2 separate regions of the Mus musculus genome follow, and region 1 is linked to region 2. Evidence: chromatin loops called from intact Hi-C (ENCODE). Cell type or tissue: left cerebral cortex. All regions are shown on one strand.

Region 1 (8,000 bases), 310 kb before region 2:
CTCTGGGAAATTTCCATTGCATTTAACAGTGACATTGCTAGAGTGGCTGGCCTGGCTTGGCTGCCTCTTCCTCTGGGACAGCTTTTCTTCTCTCAACATCCCTGGTGCCAAGGTGGAGAAATGGTGGGTATCGCTCGACCTCCCTTGGGTGGGTCGAGCTGACAGAAGAGAGCCATCTCCAACATACCCTGCCCCCACCGTGTCTCTCAGTGGAACAGACATGCCCCTGCTCATAGCTTCCTCCTTGTTGCTTCAAAACCCAAATAAATGTCCTACTGAACATCAGAGTCATCCAGGCTCATCTTCCCACTCAGGACTTTCCAGGAAGGAACTGCCACGAGGGAGAGGAAAGCCCAGGCCTAGGCCCCAAGGAACTTCTATTGCCATGGTTGGTGGGATGCCCACTGGGGGAGAGCCTTCATCCCACTATCTTAGACCTCAGAGTATCTCAGGGGTTGGTTTTAATTTCAGTTTTGACCTCTTAGGACCAGAGACTCAGTGTAATGGTGATAAGCTTGAAGCTAAGTCAGGGTAGCTGGGAAAGGGACATTCTCCTCATGTCATTGCACCCAATGACTTTAACGCTCAGTCCTTGGATACCCCACATGTGAGACGGTTGTAACCACTGTAAGGATTTGAGAAATAATCAGGGAGCCTAGCTCACAGTAAGTAGTTCTTAGTCATTGTTAAATAGTTGCGCTGAACAATGTTGTCACTAGCACTGTGTAGCAACTTAACTAAATGACAGGTTCTTAGCAGTTCTAGCCCCTTTTAAAGGGTTAGCATTCATTTCTTCCTAGTGGCACCAGGACAGAGCACTGTTCAGGGAAGGTATCACCATCACCATCACCATCACCATCGTCATCACCATCACCATCGTCATCACCCAATGATCATCATCTCCAGCGTGAGGCTTTATATCATTAATGTTGAGTTTTAGACAGTAGCCAGATCTTAGAGTTTAACCTAGCCATCCTCTAGTTGGGAATTGTTAACCAACCAACAGTCTAGGAAGTCTTGTTCCCTTTACTCTCCAGAGGTGAAAAAGGAGTTATATTTGTTTCCTAAGTATGGTAGCCTGTCTTTGAATCAGATTGGTTAGCCTGAAAGGGCACAAAGATTATGCCAAAGAAAACTCCATGCTCTCCACGTTTAGCTTAACCAAACAACTACAGGAGGCAGGTGGGAGGCTTCTGATTGTGTCAGCTCAGGAAACATTCTTATGAGGTAGAGTTTGAGGAAGAACCCACTAACCTGCTTCTCAAATAGATTTTCGTAAATAACTGACAGGGGATGGTTCGCTTCTATGGACGTATTAACCCAACTGATGGGCGTTAATTATTAAACCTTTTAGATGGTGGCTCGCTGATTTCTCCGATACCCTAATCCGGGTCACAGAATGGTTAAAGCAGCTTTAAGTAGAGAGTGGATTATTTTCCCCTCAGTTTGTCTTCTGTTTGCGGCTCTGAAAGAATGTTGTGGGCGCTCTTTTTCCTGGTGACTACTATTCACGCTGAACTCTGCCATCCAGGTACGTAGCCTTGAAGCTTAAAAAATAAATTAACAGATTCCTGAATGCTTGAAAAGTCATAGAGTGGAGAAAAAAAAAAAGAATGATTTTTTTTTCCTAAGTCTTTGGACATGTGGCTTGAAAGTTGAACCAGTGACTCTTAGCAATCGGAAGGGAAAATGGGGGTGATTTCATAGGCTTTTTTTTTCTTTTAAGTTGCAGGGGCACTAGTACAGATCAATTGTAGTTCTTTGTTATGTTCATCTGGGCTGTGTTAAACATTAGGGTTTATCAGGCTCCGTTTTCTCACAGTTTATCCTAATTTACTGCTCTTTGTTGTCCCCCCCCTCCCTTTTCTTTTTCCCCCTCTCTCTGGCAGATGCAGAAAATGCCTTTAAAGTAAGACTTAGCATCAGAGCAGCTCTTGGAGATAAAGCAGTAAGTAGAACACCTGCTGGCTCATTTCAAGTTTTGTTTTCCAATAGCTCTGGGCTTTTCTCAAATAGATGGCTTCTGAGTCTTCAAGTCTGATCTTTTGCCAAAGCTAGATTACAGTAACATGGGAGTCACTGATAGAATGAGTTTTCTTAAAGTACACAATCAGTACTGAGTGATTGAAAATACATGGGGAAATTGTGTTATGGAAAACAGCTTTGAAAGCTTGAAAGACTCAGTCCAGCAACATAGAGCAAAGTGGGCTGTCTGGTCTGATGTAGATGTGTTTGTCTAGGTAAAGTCTGCCCTCCACTATCATGGGCATCTAAATGTTATCAGTCTGTTTTCTAGTTCTCAGAAAGAAAGACTGGTGCTACCAATTTATTTCATAGTACAAAATTATCCAGTTCTATGTGAAGCTTCAATTCTTCCCATCTATGAAGGTGACAGTACGGAGATTGTGCTTGAAATAATAGAAGTTTAAGATCCTCAGAGTCTATAGGGGGTGAAGAGTAGGAAAGATCACTGAATTAAGGAGATGCTATTGTCTAACTTTAGTGTCAGTGTCCTAGTATGCTCTGCATTAAAAAAAAAAGACCAGTAGGTGATATTAATGCCTCATACCACAAAAAAAACAAACAAAACCCAGATTGCTAAAGGGATTTGAAAGTATTCTACTTGCTAACTAATCAGCTGCCAGAGTTTTCATTATTCGTCTGATAAGTAATAGTTGTTATAGCATATAAAATAAACCTTTATCAAATCATTATTTATTTATTACTTCTTTGTGGAGGCTCTTCTAAACACTAAACTCCTATCAGCTTCTGAGCCCTTCCCCTTTGAGTACAGGTATATCCATTCTGACTGGATGAGTGAAAACATACAGGCCCAGACACATACGCGACTCTTTGAAGATCTCAAGTCAGTAAATGGCAGGAGAGTCAGACCCAGCGAGTTTGACTGCAGAGACCCTGCTCCCAGCCAGGGTATAAAATCTCTTATCACAGGATCTTTAGATTTGCCTGCATGTTAGGGATGTGATGGCAGCTAACACTGGGCTTGTCTGTTCCCTGCGGAACTTATAATAGTGAGAGTCAGCTGTGTGTCAAATAGTGAGTAAAGCAAATACGATGTGCAGTCTTAAGAAGCATTACAGGAAGGAGAAGTATACTGGTCTCTGGCCTCAGCAGGAGCCTCTGTCCCAGGCACTTCTGCAATGTCTAATGTAACCATGAAGAGACACAGAACAGAGAAGGAGGGAAGGATGGCAGAGGGCTGTCACATGTGAGCATAACAAGAATCTCCAGGAGCTCGGTGACCCTGAAGGATGGAAAGAAGACCAGGATGTCTGGAACAGAAGCTGTGAGGAAGAACACGACATTGAGGACCTTGAAAAAGGGGGACTGCATGGGAAATGTGTTTCATGCGGGCAGTGGGTGGGAGGGAGGTTGTTTCAAGACAAAGGAACTGTTTAAACCATCAAATGCTGGTGAGAGGCCAAGATCATTCTGTGAAGGCTGAGGAGGTTAGCAGGAGCTGTTTTTGCAAAGATGGAGAAGGAAAAAGTCAGATATTGGAGAGGGGGATAAAATAAGCAGGGTAAGTTGGGGGTGAACATGCAGAAGTATAGGTCACTCCTATAAATCCTTTGGATTGGTCTGGAGGCTGCTGAGTCAGGAGACTTGGGCTGTACTTCAGCTGGGAGAATACTTGCCAAGCATGTGTGAGGCCCTGAGTTCCATCTCTAACACCCCATAAGCCAGGCCTGCTAGCAGTTAGGAGATGGAGGCAGAAGGATCAGAAGTTCACGGTCCTTCTTCATTACCCACTTAGCCTGTGATAATAAGACCCCGAGAGGGGGAGGGAGAGGGAGGTCTGGCTCTGAAAGGTTGGAGAGAGCTAGCAGTCGGAAGATGGAGCAAAACCACAGGTTTTTACTGTTGGTTTAGTGGAAACAAGTTGAGCATGAGTAAAAGTCAGCGGACAGACTCCAACTGGCCTTGAGTACTCAGAAGAAACTGATGCGGTTTCAAGTCTGGGAAGGGAGGAGCAGAGGCATTCCCAGCACACTTGTGGGGATTAGCCTTTATCAGGAGACAAATGTCTGGCACTTGAGGAGAGGAAGTGCTTAGGAAGTACAGTGGTGGAAGGTTTGTTTCTTTGCCTTGGGAGGTCAAGGGAGGTTAAATCGCTAACTTGAGACTTTTATCTCTAAATTACAAACTCAGGGGTGAAGGATTAAGCTCACTGGTGGAGAGCTTGCAAGGGAAAGTCCCTGGGTTCAGACTTCTGCTTTGGATGTTGGAGTGAGTATAAAACCAAAAGCATCCACTGAGAGCTGAGGTGGAAGAAAAAGTATTATGATGAGGTGGGGAACTGTCGGAAGTTTGAAGCCATCTTGGGACAGACAATTGTCTTGAGACAAAGAACTTATGGAGAATGCTAAGAGGCGAGCAGGGAATTTGAGGGTCAGGCATCATGAATTTAAAATTAAACAAGTCCCATTTTTGTGACTCTCTTGTTACTTTTGACTATTCAACTAAAATGTGAGGTTTCAGTGTTCTTCGATGCAAGCAGAAAGTAAAATGACCTGGGAGACTCGAGGACTTGGTAGAAGTGTTATTCAAATGAGGAAGCAAGGAATATGAGATGACAGATAAATACATGCAGTTGATATGCACTGTGTGGTCCATGAAGCCACAACTGTTCTCTAACAATACATTCAGTTGTCTATACTTATACTGTCTGTATGTTAGATACCTGGACAACAGGTACATAAAGTACTATGAGCCTTCTTGTCTATGTCTCTTCCGTGCTATTTTGGTCTGTGGGTATTAAGCCAGGACTGTATCTCTGAGCAACACGTTCCTTATCATTCTTTAGTTGTGTACATTTTTTATTACTATACATTTTTTCCTAGAAACTACTCGGAAATACTTTGAAAGCCATAGTAGAAATGTGACGTGACTGCTAGACACACCGACTTTTAGTCTTGCCTTCAACTCAAGTTAGTTCTCTCTGCTCAATTCCCAACACAAAGCAGCACTAGTTAGTGTTTTCCAGCTCTCAGGAGCTTTATTCTGTGGCCTAAGCCACACTCCTGCTGGGAGAGCTCTGCTCATCTTGTAAAAGGAACTAAGGTATCCTTACTAAGATCCCAAATGCAACTTAAAGCCATGCTCTGGCAAGTTCTGGTTGACATTGTCATTTTTGTTTGCTACACTGGCATTCTCATTTATATTTGAGCAGGCTCCTTCCCTGTCTCCACATCACAACAAGGCTTCCCTGTGCGCGCGCGCGCGCACACACACACACACAGAGGGATGTGTATACGTGTATACTCATTTGTAATATTGTATATAAAATTACATATACATGTAATACATATGTATACTTATTTTTAAAATTAATATTTAGTTTTGTGTGTGTCCATAGAGATCAGAAGAGGGTGTCAGATACTCTAGTGTTGGAGTTACAGGTGATTATGAGCCACCTGATATGGATGCTGGGAACTGAACTCAGGTCCTCTGTAATAACAGTATGTGCTCTTACCTGCTGAGCTATCTACCTAGTCCTATATGTATAGTTTTTTATTAGACAAGCTCTCAATATGCAGTTCTGGCTGGCCTGGAACTCTTTATATATACCAGGCTGGTCCAGCCTTGAGCTTGTCTCGACTCTCTTACCCCACCCTCCTGGGTGTTAAGGTTATTTATTGTAAGCTTGGACTCTGAAACTACTTAGGAAAGAATATCTATCTATCTATCTATCTATCTATCTATCTATCTATCTATCTATCTATATCTATATCTATATATATATACACCCTTCATGTATAGAGAAGGTAACCAGGGGATAAATTTTCTGCTGTTGTTTAGGATCATTTATTTTTCAGCACTCTAAGAAAGAAAGAACAGTTATGATAAAATATGTGTTTCTATCTCAGTATGAGCCTGGTTCTTAACAATACTCTCATGAGGTGCTAGAATGAGGTGTGAGTTGTCATGATCCCTGCTTTGTGAGAAACATATGGAGGTGGGTGAGAAAGAGGAGGAGGAGGAGGGTGATGGAACATACCATCAAATGGACTCTTTCCTATCCCATTCATCCCGACTTTCCCTTTTCTTTCAGTATGTCTGGGACACGGATCAAGAATACCTCTTCAGAGCAATGGTGGCATTCTCCATGAGAAAAGTTCCCAACAGAGAAGCAACAGAGTAAGCTGACAGCACGAAATCTCAAGTGCCTGTTTGAGATAATACATTATTTCAATTTCCTATGTTGAATATGATCTAGTACCCTCCCCTGATTTAAGGGACCAGCAGTTTTCTTTTTAATTTTTATTATTATTTATTTACTTATTTTGTGTGTGTGTAGGTGTGTGTATGTCTACATGTGTGCATACACACACACACATCATGACATGCAAGTGGAAGTCAGGACATCTTGTGGGAGGTTAATTCTTTCCTTCTGTGACGTGGGTTCAGGGGATGAAATTCAGGCCCTCGGGTTTGGCAGCAACTGTCTCTACCCACTGAACCATCTTTCCAGCCCTTGCTTTGCTTAGTAACTTTCTATGTAAACTTGCTTGTCCTGGAACTTGCTGTGTAACCCAGGCTGGTTTGGAACTTGTGATGATCCTTCTGCCTCAGCCATTCAAGTGCTGGGGTAGCAGGCATGAGATACCATGACCAGCCTGGAACCTGCATATTTATGGAACACTTAAACATTCACAGTAGAGCTCAGCTTACAATTTCTATCATATTCCCTTTGTTCAGTGGTTAGGTAATATGACTATCAATGGCCATGATCAAAATTATATTTACATCTTTTATGTCCTAAGCTTTCCATGTTTCCATTGTAATTTTTCTTGCAGAGAGCTAGGTAATATCAAAGAAATCTATTCTCTAAAAAGTAACCAAAATATGGGCCCCACATTGATATATATCTTGTTAATTTTCTTAAAATCACTTAGTACAAAGTTTTAATTTTTTTTTTTTTTTTTGTTGAGACAGGGTCTCATGATGTAGCCTTGGCTGTCCTGGAGCTATGTAGACCAGGCTGGTGTGGAACTCACAGAGATCTGCCTGCCCTGTCTCTCTGCAGTTAAAGGTGCTTGCTACCATGCCTGGGCCATTTTTAACAGTTTTATATTTGTTCCCTACTCTCCTGCATGTATCTTCTCTATTTGTAGAGATTCTGTCCTTTTCTATTTGTGATTATGTTACCACTCCTGGTGGCTCTCTACTCCCTCTCCAGTGCCTCCAGCAGGAGGTGAAATGACTGGTGGGCTGGATAAAGCGTCTTCAAGCAAGCTTGCCCTATCTGCTCCCACCAGGCTCTCCTGGTGCTGCTTCCTAGTAGAACTTCCAAGTACGAGCAGGCTGTATTTGCTCTGTACAGTTAAGGAGCACTTAGATTGGAAGTTTCCATATTGTACAGCCTGCTATGTATTCCCCAAACACAGGATACCTATCTCAATTCAGCTCTACCAAAGACAGTTACGGTTGAACTTAGTTCATTTCAGGATTGGTGGTGGTGGTGGCGTAAGACAGTCTCATGTGGTCCAAGCTGGCCTTCAATTCATTATGTAGCTAAAGATGGTCTTGAAATCCTGATCCTTCTGTCTCAGCATCCTGAGTACTGGGAATGACAGGCATGTATCACCCTCTTCTGGTTTAATTTTGGGATTTTTTTATGATTGGGAGGAAAAATTTGCCTGGGGATTAAATAGTCTCCAACCAGTCCTTTTATCTCCAAGTCCTAAGTGCTTTACTAAAGAGTGACTTTTGCAATAATTCAGAGCCCAGAGAAGAGGATAACTATCAGTTGATTTCCCTCAGATTCCCAATATCTGATGTGAGCATAAAAAATAAAAAAGGAAAAGGAATCCGGGTGTGATGGTACACACCTTTTAATGGCAGTTTTCCAGAGGTGGGACTGAGTGTCTGAGGCTAGCCTGGTCTACAAAGTGAGTTCTAGGTCAACTAGGCCTACATAGTGAAACATTATTTCAGTGTGTGTGTGTGTGTGCATGTGTGTATGTGTGTGTGTG
Region 2 (8,000 bases):
CCATTTCATGGCTATACCATAAGCAAGACATAATAAATCTCACAAGGCATGCACAGTCCCAATTTGTACTATGTGGTGTCAGCTATCATCTTATTGGCCAAAACAAGTTTTATGGCCAAGCTCAATGCCAGGAGGTAGGAAATTGTCTGTCATCAATAGAAATGGTTTGGGAAGGGATGAGTAAGTAGTTTAAATAACAATCAAATCCACCCACGTCCCAAAGAACCACCAAAGATTTTATTTTGTTTATACTTACAATTTATATTCAATTTTAAAAACAAGAGCAGAGAGCAGGGATTTTTAAAGAACTTGAATGATAGTGAAAAGAACAGATTAGGAAAACACTTAGGAGAGCAAGCTGGATAAGGCCCCCTGTCTCCTGACTCCCGGCATTCCAAACCGCTTACTTACAATGACTAACTCTATTGCTCATGAATAACTTTGCTGAAGTCATTACCATAAAGGATAAGGGCAAAAATGCAGATGGTGGAAACTGAGAAAAGTATACAATAAAATTTACATCATGGTTCTCTTTCTTTGCTGCAGCTCTTTGAGATATCAGTGCCTCTGACATCAGTGCCCGAGTTAGTGCCTGTTAAAATTGCCAACCATACGGGTTGTAAGTGCTTGCCCACGGGCCCCCGCCATCCTTACTCAATTATCAGAAGATCCATTCAGACCCCAGAAGAAGATGAGTAAGCATTTCCTGGACTTGATAATGTCTGTTCTTGCTTTTGACAAAACTGCATGTACATTCCTTTACCCATTATACAGGCATCCTCAGAAAGACATGTGTTGCACATTTTCTGTTTTATGGAGCATTAAAAAACAAAAAGACATGAAAGTAGAAGGGGGGTTTTTAGGGAAAGGAAGCAGATGAAGAGGAGGAGGCAGAGAGGAAAAGAGAGGAGAAAAGTGCAGGTGAAGTATATTTTATGCATGCATGAATATGGTATGGTGAAAACCATTATTTTTTTACAATATACACTAATCAAAATGTTGAAGACACAAATAGAAAAAATATAAGTTGCAATTGCATTGTAATTGCAAAAATTACATTCTCTTCATTAAATTTTTTCATCTTCTGACTTTAAAACCAGATCTATTCATAGTATTTGACAAACACATTATTTTTTTACTAGGTGCTATATCTATATTACAGTAGGACCCAAAACCTTGAGGATCATGAACACAGCATGTTTGGATTCAGACACCTTCAGGGTTTTACTGTGGGTTTTTTTTTGTATGTTTGTTTTTTATTTTGATATTTTTGAGACAGGATCTCACTTTGTATCCCTGGCTGAACTGAAACTCACTCTGTAGACCAGGCTGCCCTTGAACTCTGCCTGTGCTTCCTGAGTGCTGGGATTTAAGATGTGCTGCCACATTGGCCCAACACCTTTGTTCTTAGAATGAGTGGCCGAATGCATTGTAAAACTGCTCCAGCCTCATAGCTACCATGTCTCCCCTCACTCCTGTGCAAACAGTGACTCTCATAAATCCAAGTTTAGTCTCTAAAGTTTCCCTAATAGAATATTTATAACTATAGAATTATTATGTCATAAGATGTCATTTCTAAATATAAAGTAAGCTCCATATTTTCTTTTGTTTGTTTGTGTCTATGTATGCATGTGTGTGGGTCTGCACATCTGTGCATGTGCCATTGGAGTCCAGGAGAAAGTGCTGGATCGTTTAGAGGAGGGATTCTAGGTGGTTGTGAGCCGATCCACATGGGTGTTGAGAACTGAACTCGGCCCCGTGGAAGAACAGTACTCATTCTGAGCTGCTGAACCGGCTCTTTAGCCCCAACGTTAAGGTCTTTACAACTCTTCTCACACAGTTGTAATTTTTTCACAGTCACCATGCCGTGAGAGACAAACATTTGTTCTCCTGTATCACTCTTAGAAACAAAATTTGAAAGCACTAACATGCTCCACACAGAATGTTTAGATTATTAGATATCAAATATTAAGAATGACTTAATATTCCCAAAGTAGGATTACTCTGAAAAACTTTTAAATCTGGTTCTTTGCTTTCTTTTCCTAGATGTCCTCATTCCAAGAAACTCTGTCCTATTGACATGCTGTGGGATAACACCAAATGTAAATGTGTTTTGCAAGACGAGACTCCACTGCCTGGGACAGAAGGTAAGGATGGCAGTAGTGAAGTACTAACCATACTGATAGAAGGAATACAACATTTAGCATGGCTGAGCATTCACTATGACCACGTGTATTAGTTTTCTGTGGTTGTGATAAAATATTGTGACCAAAAGCAACTTCCGGGAGGAAGAGCATATTTTGACTCATGTTTGAGGGTAACCCATCATAGTGGGGAAGGTATGTGAGCAGGCAGGCAGGGCGTCAGGAGCAGGAAACTGACCGGTCACATTTCATCTGCACTCAGGAAGCAAAGAGAAAACAGGAGCTAGAGTAAGGCTATAACCCTCCAAAGCCCGCCTCTAGTGACGTACTTCCTCCAGAAAGGCTTCGCCTCCTAAAGGTTCCATAACCTCCCCCAGACAACTGAGGGTCAAGCGTCTCAATCAAGGCACAACATCCCACAATGTTCACAACTCATGATCATCCCTCTTTACAAGCACACAGTGTCTACCCCGAGATATCTAGTAATTTCCTCACTCTCACACAGATAACAGTGCCAGAAGTGGTTGGATTTTAGAGCCTTCTCTGTTCGCTTCGCTGTTCATTCTCAAAGAAAAGTACAAAGTGGACAAAGCCCCCTAAAGCAGGTGTTATACTCTAATGAAAACTACTTTGGGGTGAAACTCATAGGTCATTTGGAACTTGGTTTCTTTCAACTGCACCATTTGAAAGCAAGCAAATACTCTGGGAAAAAAATAAAGGAAAGAAGGAGGACACGTGGGAACATTTGTCTGTAACTGGAACACATCATGCTCCTGGGCTAAGCCAAATAGGGAATTGCTAGCCTGTCATTCCATCTCCCGATCTGTTAAAGCTCTGAATCCTGGCATGAACATATGGTTGAACAAACATGATGGTTTACTTTTTTTAAAATTTATTTCCACACATGTGACTTGGTTCCACTGAAAACTATCACAGGGGACCATGCAACGTGAACGTTGCTTGTTTTAAACTCTGATCTCCTAGCAAGAATAGCAAGGATCCAGAGCCATAGAATCTGTCTGAAATGTCAAGCTCTTAGTGCTCTTGTCCTCAGGTTCCAGTTCTCGGCACCAGTGTAAGAGCTCAAACTAGGATGGGAGGTAAAATATTTTTGAAGTTATCTAGCCAAAGGCTCACACACATATAGTTTCAACACAGACACAACAAAGTAAAGGGTGACAATTGAGGCAGCATGACACAATGCAGTTGCTAAATCACCATCAGCCAATCCTGCGTGGAGTCGAAGCCAAGGAGTTCCCTGGGGGGGGGGCACCTCAAATAAACAGGTTGGGCCCTACAGACTTGAGGAGGGGTCATAACCTGGGTGGGGCATTTTCTTTCAGGGGGATGTTAATTCCTGGGGAAGACTCACTAGGTAGGTTCATACATTGAGGATGGAAAGAGAGATGTGCTCTGAGCAGGGCTTAGGTGAGAAAGCAAAAACCCAGTGCTGGGAAAGGTTAGTGGGGGAACACATTGGTTACTTTTTAGGTGCTGTAATAAAATATCTGACAAAAGCAATGGAGAGGAAAAAAGAAGGAATGAAGAAGGAAGGTGAGGGATGGAGGGAGGGAGGGCGGGCGGGCGGGCTCATTTTGCCTTTCACTTTGATACAGAACAGTCCATCATGCTGGGAATGGTCTGGCAGCAGGAGCAGTGCTGATCACTTTGTATCTCCAGCCAGGAAGCAGACAAGCTCCTATCTATCAGCATTTCCAGTTCCCCTCCCTCCTTCGGTTCAGTCTGACTGCCCAGCCCATGTGTACAGTGGGTCTTCCTCAATTCATCTTCTCTGGTAGTATGCTCATAGGCACACCAAGAGCTGAAAGTACTAGAGTCCTGTAAAGTCAGCAATGAAGGTTAACCTTACTATGGGCACACATACATACTGAGGGGAAGGGGTAGATTTGAAGGGATGAAGCTGGGGATACTTGCATGATTGGAGTGAAAGAGGTGATCTTTTAGACAAATGAAAACCACCCAAATGCTTCAAGAAAGACAGTGGTAACACCCATTGGGAATGTAGAAAGATCCAGCCAGCAACTGTGTGGAAGAGAGTGAGTTGCTTTGAGCAGAACATGGGGCAGGGAACCTTTGGGGGAAGCTGTAACAGTGGTGGAGGTGAGGGAGGACGGAGGGTGTGGATTGCAGCTCAGTTACTTTTAGTTCTCACCACTCCTAACGTTCTCATGTGCCAAAGTTCCCATCTGCTTCTCCAGTGGTCCCATTCTGCCCATGACACATTACTTTCTGTGTACTAAACACCTTTTCTGCATACAAAGATATTGAGCTAAGTTCCTTGTCTACAGTCATCTATTCTCCAAATGAATGCAGTTGATGCAAGTCCGACTCAGTTTCATTGCTGTAATGAATAAGACATAATAATAGTAGTGAATGGAACAAGGCTGAGGACAGGATACATTGGTAATCCAGAGTCGATGTCCCTAGGTATGAACACCAATATGAAATACTTCGAGGTGTCAGCCCCAGTTAGTTGCTGTTTAACCTAGTTCTCCTACATCCAGTCTCTGTTCCCTTTAACTTGCTAAGGACCTATGTTCTGCTTCTGCCACATACTGTGCTGAATTCCTCAGGATTGTGTTCCACCTAAACTACTCTGTGGGGCCAATAGAGAGTTTTCTTGTGAGTCTTTGCTGCCACCTTGTGCTCAATATGAACCCTTGACTGTTTTTCAGTTATCAAGCCTTCCTTGTCTTGCCCTACATTGACATTTGCCTCAGGGATTTATAACGTATGTAGCTCATCTATGTCCTGGTCATGAGATTCAAAATGGACTCTTTGTCTAAATATGTGCCAATTAAAGAGCAGTCAAAACCAGGAGACCGGATCATGAGAGATTGCCATTTTGGGGAGAGGTGGCGGGGCAGGGGGTGGATAAGAGAGGGCTAAGAATGAGCATGAAAGTTTTTTTAAGGTCAAGATCATGGAAGATCTTTTATATCCTGATGTAAAATTTGGCCTTTTGTGTGTGGAGGAAGATTTAAGACACTTAAAGCGTAGCCAGGCATGGTGGCTCACATCTTTAATCACAGCATTGAGGAAACAGAAACAGGTGTATCTCTATGAGTTCAAGGCCAGCCTGGTCTACATAGCAAGACCCAGGAATAGCCAGGGCTACATAATAAGACCTTGTCTCAAAAAATAAATGAATAAAAGTACATGTAAAGCTTTGGTGGTGATAGGGATTAGGTTTGCATTTGATAGTCATGTGAGGGAAAGACTGAAGGGGTGCACAGTGTGGTTGTGATGTGAGCGGCAGCCACCAACACAAGAAATACCAGGTACTGGGTGAATTGTGACCGAGGCAGTGTCATGGAGAAGAGAGGGCATGAACAAGGGACAGGGTGGAAACCCTGACTACAAGATCTAGTGGACAATGGTGCCAGCCCCCAAATGAGGCTAACTGAACAAGAAGCAGGTTTGGGGAAGAGATATTCATTTTCTTCCAAAACCTGCATGAATGCTGAGATTAAAAGTGCACGGGCTTCCAAAATTTTCACCTTCTCCACTAATTGTTTGCTTTTGCTTTCTGTTGGAGACAGACTCTTAGGAGTTCCAGTCTAGCCTTAAATTCAATATGTAGCAGAGGATGACCTTGGACTTTCAATCCTTCTGCCTCTACCTCTGGAGTGAGTGCTAGAATTACAATCATGTGTCACCACACCCAGTCTAGGAGCCACAGGAGACTGAACCCAAAACTTCTCATGGACTCTAAGCAAGCATTCTCTACCCAGAAAGCCACGCCTCCTAGCCTGTCTCTTACTCTTTTTGCAATGTATTTCAGTTCACTGATCGAGATCAGACCAGAGTTCATTGTTACCTTTATATGTTTCTTACAAGTGTGGTGATCTAAGATGAGGGAATGCATCATTAGATATCTGGAAATTCTGAGGAAAACATTTCTACAGCATTAGTACTTCCGGTTCCCACACTTTTAAAATACTGGAGAGCACTGCATTCATACTTATAGGCAGCCTATATCTTGCTATCTTGTCATTACTGGCTGGTTACATAGGTTAGATAGATAGATAGATAGATAGATAGATAGATAGATAGATAGATAGATGATAGATAGATAGATAGATAGATAGATAGATAGATAGATAGATAGATAGATAGATTTTTAATTCATGTGTATGAGTGTTTTTTGCCTGCATTGCTTTTACATGGTGTGCACAAAATGCCCGTGCAGGCCAGAAGAATGCAACAGCCACCCTCCACTCCCAACCCCCACCCCTAGATTTCAGTTATGGGCAGTTTTAAATTGCCGTGTGGGTGTTAAGAACCAAACCTGAGTCCTCCGCCGGAGTAGGGAGTTCTCTTAACCCTTGAGCAATCTCTCCAGCACAGAAGTTTATATTTTTAACTGGTCAGTCACCACCATAAAAATCTGTCAGAAACATTCACCATATGGTGTTTTTTAAATTTAAAACCTACGAAAACACATGAGTTCTATGCTGATGTTATAAAATCACAGATGGATCTTTTTCACCCTGTGGAAATATTAAGGTTAAAAAACTTATAGACAAGGAGATTGGGAGGTTCCAAGTTTTACTGGGAAGATGGACAACTTGCAATTAATTTGGATCATCACTTTCCTATTTCTTTTAGACCACTCTTACCTCCAGGAACCCACTCTCTGTGGACCGCACATGACGTTTGATGAAGATCGCTGTGAGTGCGTCTGTAAAGCACCATGTCCGGGAGATCTCATTCAGCACCCGGAAAACTGCAGTTGCTTTGAGTGCAAAGAAAGTCTGGAGAGCTGCTGCCAAAAGCACAAGATTTTTCACCCAGACACCTGCAGGTCAATGGTCTTTTCGCTTTCCCCTTAACTTGGTTTACTGATGACATTTAAAGGACATACTAATCTGATCTGTTCAGGCTCTTTTCTCTCAGAGTCCAAGCACACTCTTACAAAAAAAAAAAAAAAAAAAAAAAAAAAAAAAAAAGGAACACAGACGTTTGGCATCTAAGAAATATGTGGAAGTATCTATAGAGTGATGATTAAATTGCTTTGTTTCAAAACAGGGTCTCACGAATTACAGACCTGTACTGCCATGCCTGCCATTACACTGTCATGAGTGGGAATAAAAGAAGTCACTGGCATTTAAACAGCAGGGTTAAGGGAGTGTTCTCTCTCTCTCTCTCTCTCTCTCTCTCTCTCTCTCTCTCTCTCTCCCCCTCCCCTCCCCTTCCCTCCCCCTCCCCCTCCCCCTCCCCCTCTTCCTCTCCCTATCCCTCTTTCTCTCTCTGTAGGCAAGAAACTTATGGATGACTATAACCTTTGGAAGCCATTGATTGGATTTTGATCAGTTTCCAAATCTACCCAAACTAACCACTGAGATTTTTTTTAGAAATTAATTCAATTTGTCCCTTGACAATTTCATACACGTATAAAATGCGTTTCTAATTACCTTTACTCCTACACTCTCAACCCTAGCCTATTCCTGTCAACTCATTTCCTCCTTGCTCATCTTTCCCACAACTGAAGAAAGTGACTCCCTCATCTTCCAGATTCCACCAGTAGCCTACATCTCCTTGCCCCCACCCCTGATGAGTCCCCCCCCCCAAAATGCATAATTAACTGTTGAGAAGTTTGGCCTTGTGTAGGCCTAGGGCAGATCATCACAGCTGTGTGAGTTTCCGCTTGCAAAGTCTGCAGCATGCCTAGAAGATGGGTGTTTGCTCATCCTTCTCTCCATCTTTTGATTCTTACATTTTCCCCAGCTCCTCTTCTGCTGTGCCCCCAAGCTTCACGGGAGGTGATATCAACATCTTTGTTAGGGCTGAAACCTTAGCCAGTATAGTGCCCACATAGAATATTGCATTTAT

The links. Hi-C counts contacts between places; a loop is a spot of excess contacts. Peaks named below come from ENCODE experiments on the same cell type or tissue, not always from the same donor. Only the 100,000 strongest peaks of a DNase experiment are listed, where the experiment ranks them.
Region 1: a loop joins it to region 2, with 4 times the contacts of the local background. A loop is called at or near these places in 7 of 42 quality-filtered maps.

The regions. Positions count from the first base shown.
Region 1 is chrX:164,088,800-164,096,799 of GRCm38, forward strand. Cltrn (collectrin, amino acid transport regulator) reads left to right here and starts at 1,388. Exons shown (of 6, transcript NM_020626.2): 1 at 1,388-1,531; 2 at 1,890-1,948; 3 at 6,077-6,162. The coding sequence starts at 1,474. In left cerebral cortex, no CTCF peak of the experiment used is centred here; a DNase peak (open chromatin) is centred at 65.
Region 2 is chrX:164,393,887-164,401,886 of GRCm38, forward strand. It overlaps Vegfd (vascular endothelial growth factor D), which reads left to right. Exons shown (of 7, transcript NM_010216.2): 4 at 547-695; 5 at 2,047-2,147; 6 at 6,777-6,972. Among named protein-coding and RNA genes, the nearest start is that of Piga, 22 kb to the right of the region's middle. In left cerebral cortex, a CTCF peak has its summit at 4,809 (motif pointing left); DNase peaks (open chromatin) are centred at 3,000, 4,777, 6,531 and 6,835.